Linked DNA regions of Homo sapiens: region 1 is linked to region 2. A link is an interaction called in ENCODE POLR2A ChIA-PET data of the cell type or tissue named here. Cell type or tissue: Panc1. All regions are shown on one strand. Each heading gives the region's core, and the rest is flanking DNA. Links, peaks and the distances in the headings are about the cores only.

The links. Peaks named below come from ENCODE experiments on the same cell type or tissue, not always from the same donor. Only the 100,000 strongest peaks of a DNase experiment are listed, where the experiment ranks them.
Region 1: POLR2A ChIA-PET joins it to region 2 with 10 read pairs; 7 of 35 experiments call an interaction of 5 or more read pairs at or near these places.

What each region holds. Positions count from the first base shown.
Region 1 is chr1:151,680,023-151,682,522 of GRCh38, forward strand. All of the region lies in intron 7 of SNX27 (sorting nexin 27), which reads left to right. Among named protein-coding and RNA genes, the nearest start is that of CELF3, 36 kb to the right of the region's middle. In Panc1, for the core only: no CTCF peak of the experiment used is centred there; a DNase peak (open chromatin) is centred at 979.
Region 2 is chr1:151,526,332-151,534,838 of GRCh38, forward strand. It overlaps CGN (cingulin), which reads left to right. Exons shown (of 21, transcript NM_020770.3): 10 at 644-776; 11 at 3,019-3,228; 12 at 3,578-3,784; 13 at 4,158-4,415; 14 at 6,071-6,241; 15 at 7,644-7,805. It overlaps LOC124900437 (small nucleolar RNA SNORA44), which reads right to left and starts at 1,607; the gene lies at 1,500-1,607. In Panc1, for the core only: no CTCF peak of the experiment used is centred there; no DNase peak of the experiment used is centred there.

The DNA of each region.
Region 1 (2,500 bases), core at 1-2,500, 150 kb after region 2:
TTTTAGTACTATATGTTTTGTTTTTTTAAATTATATACATCTTTTACTTTAATTAAAAAAATTTAAGAAGAAAAGGAAACTAGGGTGGTGATATTTATGTTTTCCACTTAGTCAGTCAAGCAGTGTAATCTTTTTTTTTTTTTTTTTGAGACAGAGTCTTGCTCTGTCTCCCAGGCTGGAGTGCAGTGGCATGATCTGGGCTCACGGAGATGTAACCTCCGTCTTCCGGGTTCAAGTGATTCTCTTACCTCAGACTCCCGAGTTGCTGGGATTACCTGCTCCCTCCTCCACATCCGGCTAATTTTTGTATTTTAGTAGAAATGGGGTTTCAACATGTTGGCCAGGCTGGTCTTGAACTCCTGACCTCAAGTGATCCTCCCGCCTCCACCTCCCAAAATGATGGGATTGCAGGCGTGAGCTACCACACCTGGGTAAGCAATTTCTTGATTAGAAATGAAAGAAGACCATTTTTACTGCCCCATGTGTAAAAGAGCTCACTTGGAATTGCTGGAGTAGATAATCACTGTGACCCACCTCTGCCTTGGGAAAGTGTTCATCAAATATTAGTACTGTTGTGAGTCAGACATAGTTCTAGGCGTTAGGGGTAAAAACAAAACAGAAAGACAGTATTCTTATATTCTTATTCTCATCGAAACAATACAGAAATAAAGAAAAATAGTTGTAAAGCCTTTTCCCTGAGCTAAATAACACTGTAAGTTTCTTTGGAAACTGGATAGACCAGTATTGTTTATTTATTTCCCCCCTCTACTTCTCTGCTGGCTTTTCAATAATTGGTTTAAATTTGGCTGGAGCAGTACAGTGTTTTGGTGATGAAGAGGAAAGTGTTCAGGATCTTCAGGACATTGACATTGCATCGTGGTTCTTCTTGAACATCCCCTCTGTGGCTATAATCCTCGGTGCCTAAGTGAGCCTTCACTTGTATGGCCAGGTTGGGGAGAGACTGGCATAATCTTTCTATTAGTCACTTCCTGGCAGGACATTCATATCCTTGTACGGTTCTTAGAAGAACTTAATAGCTAAATGATACTAATAATAGCTACTGATATATACTTTACAAAACTCTTAACATCTGTCATCTTTTTCTTGTACATCTATGAGATATTCCAGTTTTACACAGTGAAAGGGTTTACATGACTTATGCAAGTACACATTGGTAGGTGACAGAACTAGAAGTTGAATTAGTCTCTCAATCTTTTTTTTTTTTTTTTTTTTTTTTGCGATGGAGTCTTGCTCTGTCACCCAGGCTGGAGTGCAGTGGTGCTATCTCGGCTCACTGCAAGTTCCGCCTCCTGGGTTCACGCCATTCTCCTGCCTCAGCCTCCTGAGAAGCTGGGACTACAGGCGCCTGCCACCTCTCCCCGGCTAATTTTTTGTATTTTTAGTAGAGACAGGGTTTCACCATGTTAGCCAGGATGGTCTCGATCTCCTGACCTCGTGATCCACCCGCCTTGGCCTCCCAAAGTGCTGAGATTACAGGCATGAGCCACCGCGCCTGGCCCTCTTGACTTAATCTTGAACTCATTTGCCTATCCAACTATCTTTCCTTAAAATACTCTGGGAAATGCTTTCCACCTTGAGTACCAAACATCATTGATCTTCCTTATTTCATTCTCTCTTCAGGTTAATTCATGTGGCTTTCAAACACAAATCAAACTTTCTTTAATAAAGAAGGAGCCATTTCTTATTGCTTATTTTAGCTCCCTGTTGTTTATTTCCTTAAGTCTAAATTCCTGTGCCTACTTTTTAGGATTTTTCATAATCTAGTGTTAGTCTGCCTATCCAGCATTATCTTTAATTGTCTCCTGTTCCCTTATTTAAATCAGGCAAATCTGTTTTCTCAAAGTATTTAAGCACAGACTCATTCCTGTTTCCTATCTTTAGCTTATAGTTTCTCTTCTTCATTCTGTTCTTTGGGGATCCACCTAAGGCTTCCCTGATAACTGTAATTATCAATAAGTGCTTCCATTCTGACTGCCTATATCACTGTCTGTACCATACATGTTTGCTATTTCATTGTAATGCAGCATTATATACTGTCTTTCAGTGCTCTCTAATTGTTTACACATGTATAAAATAACTGGAATTTAAGTCCTCTGACACGAGAAACCAGATCTCTCACATATACCTAAAAGAATGCTTGAGCGCTTGCCAGATATTCTTTAAATGCTAGTTATTCCAATAAGTATACCTGTTACTGGATGTGTTAGTCCATTTTCACACTGCTATAAAGACACTACCTGAGATTAGGTAATTTATAAAGAAAGGAAGGTTTTTTTTTGTTTGTTTGTGCTTTTTTGAGATGGAGTCTCGCACTGTCACCTGGGCTGGAGTGCAGTGGCATGATCTCAGCTCACTGCAACCTCTGCCTCCTGGGTTCAAGCGATTGTCCTGCCTCAGCCTCCCGAGTAGCTGGGATTACAGTTGCCTGCCACCATGCCCAGCTAATTTTTTGTATTTTTAGTAGAGACGGGGTTTCATC
Region 2 (8,507 bases), core at 3,210-5,709:
CTAGGCCTGGGTTTTTTGTATTTTTAGTAGAGACGGGGTTTCACCATATTGGCCAGGCTGGTCTTGAACTCCTGACTTCGTGATCCTCCCACCTCGGCCCCCCAAAACGCTGGGATTACAGGCGTGAGCCACTGCACCCAGTCCCTTTCTTCTTTTTTTTGAGACAGGGTCTTGCTCTGTTGCCCAGGCTGGAGTGCAGTGGCACAGTCTGGGCTCACTGCAACCTCCACCTCCTGGGCTCAAGCCATCCTCCCACCTCAGCCTCCCGAATAGGTGGGACTATAGGCATGCACCACCACACTTGGCTAATTTTTGTATTTTTTGTAGAGACGGGGTTTCATTATGTTGCCCAGGCTGGTCTTGAACTCCTGGGCTCAAGTGATCCATCTGCCTTGGCCTCCCAAATTGCTGGGATTACAGGCATGAGCCACCATGCCTGGCCCACTTCCTTTCTATCTATGGTATGCTCTTACTCTCCCATTTCTCAAACTGCTCTTTTCCACGTTCACCTTCCTTCCTCTTGAGAGTTGGTGCCCAGCGTGTTGGCCTCCAGAGAGGTGGCTTTTATTGTCATGCTAACCTCCCCCAGGCATGTGGCCTTACTCTGTTCCCTTTCCCCTTTATTTCACCTTGCCTGGCTCAGACTCCTGCAGCTGCGAATGGAGAAGGAGGAGATGGAAGAGGAGCTTGGAGAGAAGATAGAGGTCTTGCAGAGGGAATTAGAGCAGGCCCGAGCTAGTGCTGGAGATACTCGCCAGGTTGAGGTGCTCAAGAAGGTATTTGGGAATTGGGGGGCAGAATGGTAGGTAGGGGTGATGAACACCTGCCTTACCTCTCCATGAGGGCCTTCTTGCTAGTGGGGCTATCTCCTGTGTGCTTGGTTTCCAGGCCTCATCCTGCCTGCTCAGCTTGATCTCTTTCCAGCACAGCAGCACCAGTCTCCTCATTGAGCATAGAGGTTTCTAATGGAAAGTGCTCTCAGAACCCAGGTTGGGGTATAGCCAGAGGCTGCTGGCCGACTCCCAAGAGACGTCATGGGTAGCAGCATTTAGGTGGATTTGTGAAACTCCAGGATGATTTTTGCAGGCTCAGAAATCTAATTTGGTCAGCATGGCAAAAGCTGCTTTGTCTTTCAGAGGGGTCTCTAACTACATTTATGAAAAAATGTTTACCATTAGAATTTCAGTTTATTAATTTACATTGAGAAATATCATCACATGGACTGGAATACTTGTGTTGGCATGGCCTGGTTACTAATGTAACAAAACTAATTAGCAAAAGAAAAATAGCAGAGTATATGGTATTACATTGAAGATTCACTACATATTATATAACCCTTTAGCCTAATTATGGTACTTTCTGAATTTCAGAAGTAGCTAATAGCTAATAATTAGAACCAGAACTCCTATTTTAATTTTCTTTTTAAAAGAAATCAGAGCTGTGCCAGCATTTATTGTGTCACACATTTTGGTTTTATACACACACACACACACACACACACACACACGAAAGACAAGTGGCAGCTGCAGGGATTGTGCTGACCTGTTCTGTCAAAGTCTCTCCAGGTTGCTCTTGCATGCAGTTGGAGATCCCATGGCCACACTATATATATATATATATTTTTTTTTTTTTTTTTTTTTTTGAGACGGAGTCTCACTCTGTCACCCAGGGTGGAATGCAGTGGCGTGATCTCGGCTCACTGCAAGCTCCGCCTCCTGGGTTCACGCCGTTCTCCTGCCTCAGCCTCCCGAGTTGCTGGGACTACAGGCGCCCACCACCACGCCCGGCTAATTTTTTTTGTATTTTTACAAAAAAAATACACGTACTCAGTGTTTCACCGTGAAACATGGTTTCACCGTGTTAACCAGGTTGGTCTTGATCTCCTGACCTTGTGATCCGCCCTCCTTGGCCTCCCAAAGTGCCGGGATTACAGGCGTGAGCCACCGCACCCAGCCTCACACTGTATTTTTTTTAAACAACCAGCCTTACTAGCCATACCTTCATGTACTCTCCCTTCATGGTATTTTTTTTTTTATGGAGTTATATTTTACATGCTATAAAAGTCATCTTTGTGTACAATCCAATGGGTTTTTTTTTTCTTTTTGAGATGGAGTCTTACTCTGCTACCCAAGCTGGAGTGCAGTGGCACAATCTCGGCTCACTGCAACCTCTGCCTTCTGGTTCAAGCCATTCTCCTGCCTCAGCTTCCCAAGCAGCTGGGATTACAGGCACACACCACCACGCCCGGCTAATTTTTGTATTTTTGGTAGAGACAGGGTTTCACCATGTTGTCCAGGCTGGTTTTGAACTCCTGACCTCAGGTGATCCACCCGCCTCAGCCTCCCAAACTGCAGGCATGAGCCACTGGCGCCTGGCCCCCAGTGGTTTTTATTATATTAACAAAGTTGTACAACCATCATCACTATTTAATTACAGAACATTTTCATTACCCCCTCAAAGGCGCCAAACCCATTAGCAATAATTCCCCCCACCCAATGGCAACCACTAATCTACTTTTTGTCTCTGGATTTACCTATTCTGGATATTTAATATAATTGAATCCTATAATATATGGGCCTTAAGGGTCTGGCTTCTTTCACCTAGCATAGTGTTTTCAAGGTTTGTCCATGTGGTAGCAAGTATGAGTACTTCATTCCTTTTTATGGCTGAATAACATTCCACTCTGTGGGTATACCGTGTTTAGTCCAGTCATCAATTCGTGGACATCTGGGTTGTGTATCCATCTGGGCTATAATGAATAATGCTACTATGAACATTCGCGTATAAGTTTTTTTGTGAACACATATTTTCGGTTCTCTTGGGTTACCTAAGAGTGGAATTGCTGGTGATATAAATGGTAAATCTGTGTTTAACTTTTTGAGAAACTGCCAAACTACTTTCCAAAGTGGCCACATCAGTTTTTATTCCCTTGGCAGTGTATGAGAGTTTCAGCTTCTCCACATTCAGGTATCTTAGTCTGGCTCTGGGTGCCCCATCACCATTCCCGTTTCCTTCCAGGAGCTGCTCCGGACACAGGAGGAGCTTAAGGAACTGCAGGCAGAACGGCAGAGCCAGGAGGTGGCTGGGCGACACCGGGACCGGGAGTTGGAGAAGCAGCTGGCGGTCCTGAGGGTCGAGGCTGATCGAGGTCGGGAGCTGGAAGAACAGAACCTCCAGCTACAAAAGACCCTCCAGCAACTGCGACAGGACTGTGAAGAGGCTTCCAAGGCAAGGGGAGTGGGCACAGGGCTTAGGAGGTGGAGGCTGAGGGTGTCTGGAGGGCTGAGGAGCCAGAGGGTGTGGAAAGTTACCTGTCATGGGTATGTACTGACCAGCTCCTGGGTCCTAGGCATGTGGTTCAAAGAAGCCAGGATTTGGCAGGGGGAGGATACCTGTATCTGTGTAGGGGTGGGATTCTCAGAGAAGCGTCTGGCTGGTGGCAGCTGCTCTCTTTAAGCCTCATTCTTATGGGCTGTCTTTGGGATGGCTTTCCTGGGTGTGGTCAATGGCCCCAAGCCCTGGGGTCTGAGCTGCCACGCCCTGGGGTCTGAGCTGCCACCCCCTGAACCGTCCTTAGGCTAAGATGGTGGCCGAGGCAGAGGCAACAGTGCTGGGGCAGCGGCGGGCCGCAGTGGAGACGACGCTTCGGGAGACCCAGGAGGAAAATGACGAATTCCGCCGGCGCATCCTGGGTTTGGAGCAGCAGCTGAAGGAGACTCGAGGTCTGGTGGATGGTGGGGAAGCGGTGGAGGCACGACTACGGGACAAGCTGCAGCGGCTGGAGGTCAGTGGTTCTGCCCTCCCAGCCCTCTCTGCTCAGCCCTGGTGAAATACTCCTATGCTAAGTAGTTAGCCATCAGTTTCACTTTGCCCTTAGTGTGCATCTGTTTTGCCTCCCCAAACCTGCTCTGTTAACCTTGGGTTTATTTCCTGGTGTATACTTTGGCGCCAATGTTCAGTCTTTGCACTGGTAGTTTTGTTTCTTATTTCTCACCCTTTGCTTGCTCTATGTGTCCTGATTTCTTTGCTAGGAGCCTGTTTTCATTGCACATCATTTTCATAAATACCTCCTTTCTCCTGCCCAGCTACCCACCTCCAAATGACTTGAACCCAAGTTTTACCTTTTCTCAGTCCAACCCTGCTTCCCTACCTCCCAGGCAGAGAAACAGCAGCTGGAGGAGGCCCTGAATGCGTCCCAGGAAGAGGAGGGGAGTCTGGCAGCAGCCAAGCGGGCACTGGAGGCACGCCTAGAGGAGGCTCAGCGGGGGCTGGCCCGCCTGGGGCAGGAGCAGCAGACACTGAACCGGGCCCTGGAGGAGGAAGGGAAGCAGCGGGAGGTGCTCCGGCGAGGCAAGGCTGAGCTGGAGGAGCAGAAGCGTTTGCTGGACAGGACTGTGGACCGACTGAACAAGGAGGTGGGGCATGGGGTATTCTGGGCCTTTAGGAAGAGGCCCAGCTCATCCAGAAGCTGGCCTGAGAGGACAGGGGCTTGGGGGAGAGGGGTTAGTCAGAATGTGTGATGATTATGGCCAGGTGCGGTGACTCACTCCTGTAATTCCAGCACTTTGAGAGGCTGAGGTAGGCAGATACCCGAGGTCAGGAGTTTGAGACCAGCCTGGCCAACATAGCAAAACTCTGTCTCTACTAAAAATACAAAAAATTAGCCGGGCTTGGTGGCTCATGCCTGTAGTCCCAGCTACTCAGGAGGGTGATGCAGGAGAGTCACTTGCACCCGGAAGGTGGAGGTTGCAGTGAGGCGAGATCATGCCACTGCACTTCAGCCTGGGTGACAGAGCAAGACTCTGTCTTAAGAAAAAAAAAAAAAGAATGTGTGATGTTTGCTTTCCTCAAGTTCATTGTTAGGAAGACCAAGACCAAATCTTCTGGAAGGGGCATCCTTCCTACCTCCCCTCCATGTTTTTGCTCTTTCCCTTACATCCTATTCCTTTATGGTCTTCATTCTTGGAGAACATCTCCTGGGATTCTCCCTTGGGAGTCTACAAAACCTAAATACAAGAATCTTCAATGGCCAGCTTGGGCAACATAATAAGACTCTGTCTCTACTTAAAAATAAAATTAGCCTGCTGTGGTGGCTTGTTCCTCAGTTTCTCTTTATAGATGGGGAATTGAGACCCAGAGAAGATAAGTAACTTGCCTATGGTTGCTAATTAGTGGTAGAGCCAGGATTTGAACCCAGACATCTGTATTCCCAGCTACTCGGAAGGCTGACGTAGGATTGCTTGAGCCCAGGAGGTTGAGGCTGCAGTGAGCTGTGACTGCCCCACTGCGCTACAGCAAGAGCCTGTCAAAAAAAAAAATCTTCATTGGTAGAATTTTAAATTTGGGTGAGGGGAAGGAGAAAAGAAAGAAAAAAGAAAAGGAAATAAATTGCTTTTGCTGCTAAGGTTCTCCTCCCAATCTTTTTGTAAAGCAAGAGCAAACACGTAATATGTTACATCAATTCTAAAGTGCACATTTTATCATTTGTCAATGAAAAATGCACATCTTATCATTTGTCAATGAAAAATGCACATCTTATCATTTGTCAATGAAAAATGCACATCTTATCATTTGTCAATGAAAAATGCACATTTTATCATTTCTGAAATAGAGTTGTGTCTTATACCTTATGGTATGTTATAGTTTAATTGGCATATTTTTCTTAGTGGTACGCCGTATAATCATTGGCACCTTGGGTTTGCTGAAATGGTCATTTAAGGCTTACTTTGTATCAGGCACTGTTGTAAGTACAGAACTTCACATAATTAACTAATGTAATTCTCACAACACCTTGTGATATAGTTACTATTTTTAATCCCATTTTACAGATGGGGGACTGAGACCCAGAGAGATAAGTAACTTGCACATGGTCACCAGTAAGTGGTAGAGCCAGGATTTGAACCCAGACATCTGTATATAACTATTAGCTATACTAGGAACCTAGGCCCAGGAAAGAGCAAGAGAGGGCTGCCTTGTCAGGAAGGAGACCCTTAGGGGAGAGTCTTGGGAGTCTGGGCCTGGAGAGGGTCATTTATGTACAGTGCTGAAGACCCTTTTCTCTGTGTTTCAGTTGGAGAAGATCGGGGAGGACTCTAAGCAAGCCCTGCAGCAGCTCCAGGCCCAGCTGGAGGATTATAAGGAAAAGGCCCGGCGGGAGGTGGCAGATGCCCAGCGCCAGGCCAAGGATTGGGCCAGTGAGGCTGAGAAGACCTCTGGAGGACTGAGCCGACTTCAGGATGAGGTAGAAGTCTAATATCCTTGGGTTTGAAGGTCCTTGCCTCTTTTTTTTTTTTTTTTTTTTTGTCCGAGACAGAGTCTCACTCTGTCGCCCAGGCTGGAGTTCAGTGGCGCGATCTTGGCTCACTGCAAGCTCTGCCTCCGGGGTTCACACCATTCTCCTGCCTCAGCCTCACAAGTAGCTGGGACTACAGGTGCCTGCCACCACGCCTGGCTAATTTTTTATATTTTCAGTAGAGACGGGGTTTCACCGTGTTAGCCAGGATGGTCTCAATCTCCTGACCTCGTGATCCGCCCTCCTCGGCCTCCCAAAATGCTAGGATAACAGGCATGAGCCACTGCGCCCAGCCCGGTCCTTGCCTCTTAACTGAACCTGTGGCCAAGGGTCCCTGGGGCCCAGGTTTAGGTCTAATGACTTGCAGGGTGGAGGAATATATTGTCTGTAGAGCAGTGATTTTCAAATTCTGTAGCTTAGAGCCACCTGAGGAGATTTTTAAAAATCCCCACACCCAGGCTGTATCCCATACCACTTCAGTCATCATCTCTGGGGATGGGATCCAGGATCAGAATTTAAAAAAACTCCTCAGGTGATTCCAAGTTGTGTAGAGACTTTAAAAACAATAAAGAAGCTGAGGACGGTGGCTCACGCCTGTAATCCCAGCACGTTGGGAGGCTGAGGCGGGCAGATCATGAGGTCAGGTGTTCAAGACCAGCCTGGCCAACATGGTGAAACCTTGTCTTTACTAAAAATACAAAAATTAGCTGAGCGTGGTGGTGCATGCCTGTAGTCCCAGCTACTCAGGAGGCTGAGGCAGGAGAATTGCTTGAACCTGGGAGGTGGAGGTTGCAGTGAGCCGCGATTGTGCCACTGCATTCCAGCCTGGGCGACAGAGCAAGACTCCATCTCAAAAAACAAAAACAAAAACAATAAAGGAAATTAATGAGGGCAGGTGCAGTGGCTCTTGCCTGTAATCCCAGCACTTTGGGAGGCTGTGGCGGGCAGATCACGAGGTCAGGAGATTGAGACCATCTTGGCTAACACGGTGAAACCCCGTCTCTACTAAAAATACAAAAAATTAGCCAAGCGTGGTGGCACATGCCTGTAGTCCCAGCTACTCGGGAGGCCGAGGCAGGAGAATCACTTGAACCTGGGAGGTGGAGATTGCTGTAAGCTGAGATCGCACCACTGTACTCCAGCCTGGGCGACAGAGCGAGACTCCATCTAAAAAATGAAAAAAAAAGAAAATGGATGAAAAGTCAGTTTGCTTTTTATTGTCATCATGCCACTGGTAATTCTAAAGAGTGACAGTGATGAAATGTTTCTGCCCACTGGGCTGGACTGCTCCTGCCCCTCAACCCTCACCTTCTCACTACACTGAGCTGTGGCATTTTTACCCCCTGCCCAGATCCAGAGGCTGCGGCAGGCCCTGCAGGCATCCCAGGCTGAGCGGGACACAGCCCGGCTGGACAAAGAGCTACTGGCCCAGCGACTGCAGGGGCTGGAGCAAGAGGCAGAGAACAAGAAGCGTTCCCAGGACGACAGGGCCCGGCAGCTGAAGGGTCTCGAGGTGAGGGCACTGAGGTGTGACCTGTGGAAAAAGGGTGGGACTTCCAAGCCTCTTTCTGTACTAGCGGTCAAAACCGACAGCCCACAGTTGATGAGTTTTGTTTGGCTGCAGTATTTTCAACAACTTTGAATCAATTGCCAATGTTTAGAAATTTATAGAGGTCACCTAAAAATTTGGATTTCTAGTTTCTTTTGTATTTGGCAGATATGGTAATACTGAGTGTCTTGTCCTGAGTCTGCATGGCAACAGTTGGCTGGAGCTGAGCAGTGGGTTTCCCCTTTAGAGTGAACAGTATTCTTCAGTTTGCTATATTTGATAATAATAATAGCAGCAGCAAACATATTGTGCTGTGTGATAGGCACTTAAGACTTAATCCTCAGAATAACTCTGTGGGGTAGGTAGTCTTGTTTTCTCCATTTTACAGATGAAGGAAACTGAGGCACAGAGAGATGAACTTGTCCATGGTCTACTGCCAGGAAGTGGTAAATCTGATTTTCAGACTGGACAGTCTGGTCCCATGTACATACTCTTAGCCTCTACGTGGTACTGCCTCCAGTACCTCAGTTTCTGAGTCTCTTCACCTCAGCCTTGGCCCAGGTACTTGGGTTTCTCTCTCTTTTCCCATTAGAGAAATAAGGTTTTCCAATGAAGAGTAGATTCTGGGGTTTGCCTTTCTGTCAAAGGGCCGTCACCAGAGCATGG